Linked DNA regions of Homo sapiens: region 1 is linked to region 2. A link is a loop called in an ENCODE intact Hi-C map of the cell type or tissue named here. Cell type or tissue: B cell. All regions are shown on one strand. Region 1 overlaps ARL15 (ARF like GTPase 15). Region 2 overlaps ITGA2 (integrin subunit alpha 2).

Region 1 (5,000 bases), 1.1 Mb before region 2:
AAACATAGGATGAGTGTGAAGGTGCTTATTATATTAAAAAATTAAGGTGATTATCATATTTAAAAAATCAAGCAAGAAGAATGTTTCTAACTTAAGACCAGTAATAGCTGCATTTAATGCCAGAATTTTCCAAGGAAATGAAACAGGTCAAACAGAAACTTCGGTGAAGACGTGCTCTGGGGAGAAACCAGCTGAATAAAGTTCAGTAGCTGACTCCACTTAGATTAAACCATTGACTCTGGAAAGCTGTATATCTCTTTAGAAGTTTCTATTTTTCCTTCTTTCATCCACAGGAAAAGCAAACAAAACAGAGGTGGGGGAGGGGAGTGGAGATAAATAAATCACGTTCATATGCTAGGTCAATTTTTAAGCCAATTTTGATCTTTATGGTAAAGTATTTTCCACATCTGCCAACCACAAGTGTCTACATATGGTAACAGGTAACTTTCTTTAGTACTATATAATCTGTGAGACATAAATAACTAGGCATTGTAATTGTATGGCAGTTACCCTACAGTTGAAAGAGTTACATGATTATTAGTAACCCATAAAATAAGGTGGTAGTGTTTTTTTTAAATAATCTGTTATAGGAATTTCTTGTTTCCATACTTTTCTTAAAGACTGTAAATAATCTTGTTATGCTCTGACATTCAGCAAGTCATTGCAAAGAAATATGTTTATTCCTTCAAGATACCACTAGATTATCCATTTCAAGAAATGAATATTAAATATGGAAGGACACATTTTGTCCTTTTCATTTTAGTTCTAGATTTTGCCATATGGTTGCCCATGGCTTTTAAAGAACAGTTAGTATCAGGAATGAACTTTTTAGCCACAACATTTCTGTGATTTTTGGAAGTGTGATTTTTGGAAATTCTTAAAAACCACATTTTGAAATATTGGTAGTTACTGTTGTCATTCTGTTTCTTTTCTTTTTCCCCCTTTCTTTCTCCGTCTCTCTTTTTTGTGACCAGTGCCTCTTCTCACAGATAAACCAGTATGATACAGACTTTTTGTGTTTAAAAACAAAACCTAGACTTACAAAAAAAGTTCCCAAATAACTTGTATTTAATTAGTATGTAATTTATTTAATTAGTTCCCTGTCTCTTTCTTTGCAGTGATTGTCTTGATTTCTAGTTCTAGTTTTAAAACAAGGAAAGTTTTAGGCCTTTCTTGATTCAACTCATGTTGTCCATAGCACACCTCACTGTCCCTACCAAAGAAAGGCATTGAATTTGAGATTTGATGCATTTTAGTCTTTTTTTTCTTCCACCCTGATCTTCTATATATGGCTGCTTTGCAAAACAGTTTTGTGCAAGCAGACATGACTTAACTCCATTCCCTACATAGAGAACTATTCAACTTTACTTTTATGTGTTTTGAATACTGCCTCATGTGAGACTGTGACAGCAATAAAGTATGCATGGCCAACCTTATTTTAATAGCGAAAGAGAGCTGCTTTTAATTAATAAGTGGATCTCTTTATGTCTGGGGTTTTCAGTTTATTTTGTGGTTCCTTGGAGTTCTTCAATTATGTGGCCTAAAAGGGCTATGTTAGTGCCGACTAAATCCTTTTTAAAATCTGTCATTTACATGTTTTCTGTCTGTAACCTGTTTTCAGATTACTGTCTTAAAAAAAAAAAAAACAGCAGTAGCAGTTTTTCCGTAAAACGTTAAAATCCATAGACCAAAATTATATATATATTTTACATTATTAATGGGATGCAGCATCCATGTACAAAATTAGAAGACTAGCTGTGCTCTTCAGCTGCTCCATCACATAGGTTAAAGAGTCTTTATATTGCATATTTCCCCACTCAACATCTACTTTTAAGTTACAAAACTGATAGAACTTGTGTAAAGCATCTACTTGGTATCTTGAGCATTATAGAAGGTGTGCAATGGCTCTTCCTGCTGGTGATGCCATTGCCGTCTTTGGTATGTATAGAATTTTACTGAGTTCTGTCAAATCTGGGATGTCAGTGTGCCCCACGACTTCCCCACCAACTAAACCCTAAGGGGTTTTTATGCTACCGCGGGAATCCAGTGCCAGACTTGGACCCACAGTGACCCCAAATAAAGTGATTCCTGGGTGGTAATATGGATGCTTTATGATTGACATACACATAAATACATCCAATCTTGCTTATGAAATTTTGTGATCTGCTTTTGTCATTAGAGGATATAGTGAATCTAATTCTGCATCGGGGATACGGGATACAGTGTATTACTGCATTGAAGGAGATTTGTCTGTAGGAGCATGAGCATTCTGTAGCAATAGGCATAGCCGTCTTCTCGGCTGGATGTTAGTTACTAGGAAGTATTCATTGTGTGGGTCACTATATTTTAACAACTCAAAATTTTTTAAAAAAACCATGCTCTTTTTGAATAGAAAGAGAGAAAATATTAAGTCTTTAAAAGTCAGAGGTAAAACCGTGGCCAATCTGAATGTTACTTCTTTCTGGTTACTTGAACAGTGTCTCTCTGAAGTCTTCCTTGGGTCAGACACAAATAAATGGGAGGTTGCTCTTGGAAACACTCCCTAGGCACTGGTAAAAGTTGTCGGTAGATGGCAGTACTGTTCTACTACAACATTTTTTAATCCCTGCAAATACTGCCTAACATTTCATTCCCAGTCTTAATTTTGAAAATGCTTGATTAGTTACATTAAGCAATGTTTGGGTGATTTTTTTTCCCCCTTTTAAACTTAACAGAATTATAGCCACAGCCTGAAAGAAAGCCATTACTGGTAGACAACAAATTCTTAGTCGTAATTTAGTCCAACATAGAGAATGACATACCGATTTTTAATTATATTTGTAAAATGGCTATATAAATATATAAAATGGTTAACAATAATGATTATAATTTCTCACTTAAACTTTGCATCAGTGTTTTTTCCTCTAATTCTACCGAGGGTAACATCTGATCGTTACGGTGAATCATCTGAGATGTACATTTCTATGAACATGTTTATTTCTTTTTACCCCTACAGGTCTACATGTATGCCTTGCAAATGGAATACTTTTGAACTCTGCTAAGATATCTTGGCATATACAACTAACTTGTAGATGAAGAAAGCTAATATCTCTACAGTTTTTATTTGGAAAGTCAGGGAATAACGCTATCCTTAGGGAAGGGTGGTTTACCTTCTTATATTAGTTTTTTGCAGGTCCCTTAGGAACATGCATTACAGAAAAATAGGCTGCTCTTCTGTTTGTCTTTGTGATTCAGATTATAATAATTAACTCTCTAGGCTAAATATAACTAACGATCTGTGATCATCATTTAAAATGGAATCTTTCACAGTAAATTTGCAATTGGTATATTTCCTGAACTTCTCTTATTTTAAGATATTTTTAGGGAAGATTTCATATAGGATGGGAGGTGAAATTGGTAGTGTTTTCTCCCTTTTTAAAAAAAAAAAAAAAGAAAAGCATTGTCTTACTAAAATTCCATTGGAAAAGATAAATATATTTTGTTTTACAAAATACTTTGGGAGGATAAATCTTCCTTTTAAATCGAACTGAATTTTAAGAAAACTGTGGCTTAACTGTTTATCTCGTTTTCCTATTTCTTTACCTAATTTCTATCTAGAATTGTAAAATGATTGATTAGAGACTTAATCTGGCTTTTGTTTTTACCTTAAACTATTTAAAAAACTAAAATGTAATGTTAATGTTTTTTGTTCTCTATTGTCTTTAAAGGCATTAGCAGGTAGAATAGAAAGAGATAAAACATCTGGGTAGTCTAAGTAGATGGGTTCTGTTTCAGTTATCATTTTATGCTTAACTTGTACGGGTCTAAGGTATATACATTCTCTTAACTACTGTATAAACTAGAAATTTGCAGCATAAGCCACAACCTGTGCTAGCTGAAGCACTTAGTTACAGCATGTAATTCCCAACAGATTTTTCTGTTATATTTTTTTACTCACCCTCCATGGAATGATTAGTACATTTTGGGGATTTAATTAGGTGTGTGTGTGTGTGTGTGTACACATACATATACATATACCCATAATATAGAGACAACTATTATAACTGCTATAAAATAAAATGTGCTGGTGGGAATTTGCGCATAGCTTATGCTGAGTATGTGGAAATTTGGGATATAACATATGCAGTGTCTCCCAGCAAACAGAGATAAGTATAGTAATAACAAATTTATAAGATATTTGTTAGTTATGTTCTTCCATCAGATACTGATAGACAATATAAGCCAGCCAAGAAGCACATGAGTCAAAGTTACTTTAGAAGTACACAGTGGAATAACACCCCCGTGTAGTAAGAACTTTGTTTCCTTGAGAAGTTTGGATCACAGGGTGGTGAGGATGAAACCACTGCCTCTATGATTTGCAATTGAAGTGATGCTGTTGAGTGATACTTTTTGAAAGAGTAGCTTAAAGTTTTGAAGGAGTAACATATTTACTGAAAAATTTCTGTCAAAGTGAAATTCTAGAGACTAGTATTCATTTATGCCTGTTAAATATTTGCGAGAAGTAAAGTTTCTTCGTGTTTGACTTACAATAGATTTCTCAAGCAATGTTTCTCTCCAGCCAGCTATAGGATGAGGGTGGACAAAAAAAATTGGCTTTGTTTCTATTTTATGCACAGCCAGACTTGCTCTTATGTTTGTAATATTTAAAGGAGTTCAATAGGAGGCCCTTGATTCTTTGATCTAATGCCACAGTGCAGTTTAATGAGAAAGGTTTTTAATATTGTATGCAATATTGAAAATTTGTGCCAGCTCAGACCAATATAATGTAATGTTAGATTTACACCTTGGATCCATTCTTTTATTTCTTGTCATGAATCCACTCCCCCAGCCCCCCACCCCTGACTGAAACAGGTAATTACAAAGGTCTTCAGATCAATTTTTGTAAAGGGGCACCCTGACGGGTACCATGACTGAAGTGTGACATGAGCCTTTTCCAATACAATGGGTGGCCTAACATTCCTCTGGAAGCCCAAGCTCATTAAATATTCAGTTCCTTTTTC
Region 2 (5,000 bases):
AGATGTGATATTCATTTGTCTGATTTATTCAAATATATTTTATATTCGTATAGTAGAATGGTCTATTTTTAATACCTGTTATGATTTTGTTTTTTAGGAAATATACGAAGAGTCATCAACTTGGAAAGGAAACAAAGAGTGCTTTTGGGCATCCAACAGTTAATCACTTATGTTTTTAGAGCATGCAATCTTAACTTTGTTAAACTATTATTATTGATCACATTTTGATTTTTTTCTCTCCACATCAGGATAGTTTACTGAAGCACAATCTCTTATACTAGTGGGACAAAAGGGAGAAAAAGGAAGCAAGATAAATGGGTATGTAGGATGAAGGGTTATTTAAAATGGAACTAAAGATAGAAGGAGGACTGTAGGAAGAAATGGAATAATTTAAATGTGAGGAAAGATATCTGTGGTAGACATGTCCTTCCATGACTAATTTCTAATTGTAACTCAACACACATTGAGGTATGGGCCCTCCTCAGTGACTTTAACTAGCTCAGAAACGTACTCCCCCACCAACCCCACCTCACCGCCCCCCATCCCGGTTCTGGGAGAGCATTGTTATTAAGGATGCATGACAGGAATGTTGGCAGAACTGGAAAGTATTAAAAAAGCATTATCAGACAGTCTTGATATTATACATTTTCAGAAATATATTAAAAATAATAAACTAAAACCCATGATTTCAAAAGTTTAAAAAGAGTATTTTCTTTTTTTTTAAATTGCCTAAAATAGTTCTCATTATGGAGATTTCTGGGATTTCAGAATCTATAATCTTACCAGAAAACTTTTTGTTGTTTTTTATTAGTTGTTAATTTTGTATCAATATACAAATCAGCACAAAATTGTCATAAAGCTAACTAGCAACAAGGTGGTTTGTGTTGAAATGTTTAGGTAAACAATGCCCCAATTTTTAACTGGTTAAGCTTTATAGTATTTTGATAGACTTGTACATATAAGTCCCATATAGTTCTTAAATTTTTTTTTCCAGCTTTATTTAGGTATACTTGACAAAAATTGTATGTATTTAAAGTATACAATGTGATTTTTGATACACATATACATTGTGAGGTGATTACCATAATCCAACTAATTAACATATTCCTCAGCTCACATAGTCCCCTCTTCTGTGTGGTGAGAATATTTAAGGTCTACTCTCAGCAAATTTCAGGTAAACACATAGCTCATAAAATAATAAAATACAGGCAAAATTTGGGCAGTCGGCATCATCACAAAATTTGCATTATGCATATTAAGAACAAAAGCTATACTTTCAGACACTTAGATTGAAGGATTTTTTTCTTATGTCTGGGACAAATAAGAAACGTAGTAATCCTATTTGTTATATGTAGTGAAAACATCTTTTACCTAAGGAACCCATTTATTCAACAAATATTTATTGAATGCCTGTTTTGTGCCAGGCACCCACCCAGTGATCTTTTTCTGCCAACCTAAAATACCTTGAGGAACACTCTGCATCTTATCTGTGGCTGGGACCCATAGGACAGCCACACTGACTTTAGGAATCACCTGGTTACATCAGTTGATGCTTGTTCATTAGTCCGTCTGGAGAGATTGGGCCAGAAGGATACTGGAAGGGCAGACAAACCCTCCGCCTACTTCCTCTGCCGGGTTCGGGTTGCCTGTTTGGTCTCAGCCTTACCTTCACAGTTCAGTGTCACTCTGGCTTGCCATCGAGCTTCCGCCTGTCCCCATTGGAGAGAAGGGGTGGGTGTTGGCTGTTGCATTATATCTAAAAGCACATTATCATGGGGTTACTGGGTCACTGGACATTTCTAGGATTTTGGACATAGGTTGTTAAATGGATGTTATGTCATATGCAATGTTGATAGGTATATGTGGATTTCAAGACTTTCCTACTTAGATATTTCTTTAGAAGTTCCTTATTGAGGGTAATGATGTTTTTAAAGAACATAGAACATTCTTTATGTTTTAAAAGAATCATGCCTTCATTAAGTAGGCTTTATTCTAAGTTTGGAACTGAGACTGTTATGCTTTTAAAGTCTCCAACAGAGAGGTTAAGGAGTTAACCTGGGGCATGCCAGAACTGGGATGGAATGGCCTTGAAAGATTTTAGTGCATTGCACTTGACTTAGATAGGATCTTTACTGACCCTTGCTTACTTAGGAGTGGCAGAGTTAATTGGTGGTTCAGATATTAAGGGGCTACTGTCACTCTGATATGTAGCTTTTCTATCATCTCTGTAACTTAGCTTCAAGTAACTAGAAGAGTAATCTAAAAAAAATAATTAGCCTTTAATCAGATTGCCTGCAGTGTTTCTTGGTCACTTTAAAGCCGTGACTTTGCATGATTGCTAGGTAAGTTCACTTAAGAAATAGGAAATTCAAATTATTTATGTTTCAAGTATTTTTGAACAGGTGGTAAAATGAAATTGATTTTTATCATCTTTGAATGAAAGTAACAGCAGATATTCAATGAGTGACTTATTTTGTGGACATTTTTGTCCTTTGGATATGATGTATAGAGTCACAATATATTTTCAGCCTTTTTTGAGAAATAAGTGATTTAGACATCTTACACAGTTACTGAGCACCTGGTACAGTGAAGATCTCTCAAGAATGATTTGTGTGATGTAGTTCGGTGGATCATCCAGCAGAGGGCAGTAGAGCCAGAGCCATAGTAAAAGTTATAGTAAAGTTGCTCTTAGCAACTTGAGTCTTACTTAGATTTAATTTTGCATAGAACCAAAAGTTCAGTTTAGTAGCCATTTTCTTTAAAGTCAGGCTGTAGTGGTTCCGAAATGAAAATTAGGCCCTGATTTTATGTAAGATGATGTCCAATCTTTAATTGACACCTTAAAAATATTAAAAGATTATGATAGGATCAGGAAGGAGTTTTTGAAAATGCAATTTGTAGTTTTTAACAAGTGATGTAGAATAAATAAAAAGAAGTACTTTTTAAAAAGTAAGTATAAAATTATTTTCCAGTTAACTATGGGATATAAATGATTGCTTTAATACAGGTCTTCCTAACCTGTACAGCATTTCCTAACCTGCTCTGTGAAAAACAAAGAAATAAAACTTAGTGCTCTCTTTCTCTAACATTTTATTTTTTAAGAGCTGGGAGGGGGGGGGTCTCATGTTGCCGGCCTTGAACTCCTGGGTTCAAAGGATCCTCCCTGCCTCAGCCTCCCAAGTAGCTGCAATTCCCACATTCAGCTCTCCAAGATTGTATTTTAATGTGAGATATATAGCAGACACACTTATTGATGGTTGTGCTGCAGTGAGCTGCCCTCCTGAGACGGCTCAGCACAACTGCGATGGGCAGGGAGGCATGTGAGAGAGCGCCGCAGACATGAATGGAGATGCTGGTGCATCGCTATTTATGGCAGCACACACACACTTTCCACCCTGTCTTTGCATTACTCTGCCATCTGTACAGCGATGGCAGTCTGTGAGCCCAACGTGTACTTACTTTATAACTTACAGCATATTTATTTCAGCATATTTACTCTTTAAAAATATTTAAACCTTCCTGCTTATTATGATTTTTTTTAAACTGTGCAGATGACTCTGCTTTTGCATGTTGCAGCAGTTTGGCTGATTTTTTTTCCCTCTCTATTCCAAGCACACATTTTATTTCAAAAGGTAAGCTTTAGAGCAGTGCTTCTCAACTTCAATGCAATATGAATCACCTGGGGATGCTGTAGAACTTACAATTTGACTTGAATAGTTTTGAGTGGCCCCTGAGATCTGTGTTTTTTAACAGGCTCCAGGTGATGCAGCACCATCTGTCCCTGGGCCACACTTTGAGGAGCAATGCTTTACACTGTCTCAAAACTTCGAAGGCAGTTTAAGAGTCTTACAAAAGAAGATCCTTGTGGTCACTGCTAGAAACATAGACTGGACACTTATGGCAAATTAATTATAGCCTCAGTCTTCTTAAATTGAGTCTTGGATGTGAGCAAAGTGAATGTATAAGATAAAAATAGTAAAATATATAACTTATAAAAGCCCAAAGAAAATGGCTTTATTTTCAAAACAATTGTAACAATATTCAATAATGTGGTATGAAAAAAGTGGGTTACAATAATGAAACTTTTCTGTTTGTTATACTTGGATATGAGAAAAACTACTAACTGTTGACTACAATTTAATTTTTGTTTCTCATAAATCAAATGAATTCTGCAACTTTTTGTACAAACATGCATTTATTTTTACAGTTTTTGTGGAAAGAGGCAAAACACATTTAATCAAAAACATCAAACACCACATTTGAAAAAAGACTTATCTATTATGTATAAAGGAAAATATCCAAGACAATTTCTTTAAAATATATACAATTCTAACATAGTTATGCAATATATACATTCATATTTTGACTTAATCTGCCAAAATAAACAGGTACATATGAAACTTTATTTACATAATGGCTACAGTTTCAGTCTTTAGAGTTCAAAGAAATAGTTAAGATTTTCACCTATTTCATACTTTTCCCCCATGTTTCTCATTCACCTCTAGAGGTTTAAATTAACCTTTCAAATTGATTAAAATGGGTATGCCTGAATGTACACAAAAGGGCATTGTTTTATGTGTGCAAATTGAAATATTAAAGATGGATCAGGGATCTCAGTTTAAGGAATCCTGCCTTCTGTATGATGATGTCTTAATTTTTGAGATTTTCATATATTGGGTTATAGCTATATATCAGGACAGGTAAATACATTATAAAATTATAACCTTTATAATAATTTTTAGTATAATCACTTGTGTGACTATAATAAATTGGCTTTAGTTTTACTCTTCACAGTTTTAATAGGTAACTATTTTACAAGAATAACATTGCTAGGTAGAAAAATTTCTGTTCAGTTAGGAGTTCTTATTTTGCTGCTGAAATGAGTCATGCACAATTTTAAATCTCTGTAGTTTCTTCATAAGCTATTTTACTATCTTACTATTTTATAAGCCTTGTGTTGCAGTCAAGTTTTTACCACATTCTATAGACCTTGTCTGTAC

What was found. A loop is a pair of places that touch in the nucleus more often than their neighbours do. Peaks named below come from ENCODE experiments on the same cell type or tissue, not always from the same donor. Only the 100,000 strongest peaks of a DNase experiment are listed, where the experiment ranks them.
Region 1: it touches region 2 in a loop (23-fold over the local background); 4 of 110 quality-filtered maps call a loop at or near these places.

The regions. Positions count from the first base shown.
Region 1 is chr5:54,215,632-54,220,631 of GRCh38, reverse strand. The region is part of intron 1 of ARL15 (ARF like GTPase 15); the gene reads left to right. Among named protein-coding and RNA genes, the nearest start is that of ARL15, 92 kb to the left of the region's middle. In B cell, CTCF peaks have their summits at 2,360 and 2,567 (motif pointing right); a DNase peak (open chromatin) is centred at 2,571.
Region 2 is chr5:53,093,765-53,098,764 of GRCh38, reverse strand. It overlaps ITGA2 (integrin subunit alpha 2), which reads right to left. Exons shown (of 30, transcript NM_002203.4): 30 at 3,986-5,000. It overlaps MOCS2 (molybdenum cofactor synthesis 2), which reads left to right. Exons shown (of 7, transcript NM_004531.5): 7 at 98-3,086. The coding sequence ends at 163. Among named protein-coding and RNA genes, the nearest start is that of MOCS2, 13 kb to the left of the region's middle. In B cell, CTCF peaks have their summits at 2,434 and 2,635 (motif pointing right); a DNase peak (open chromatin) is centred at 2,644.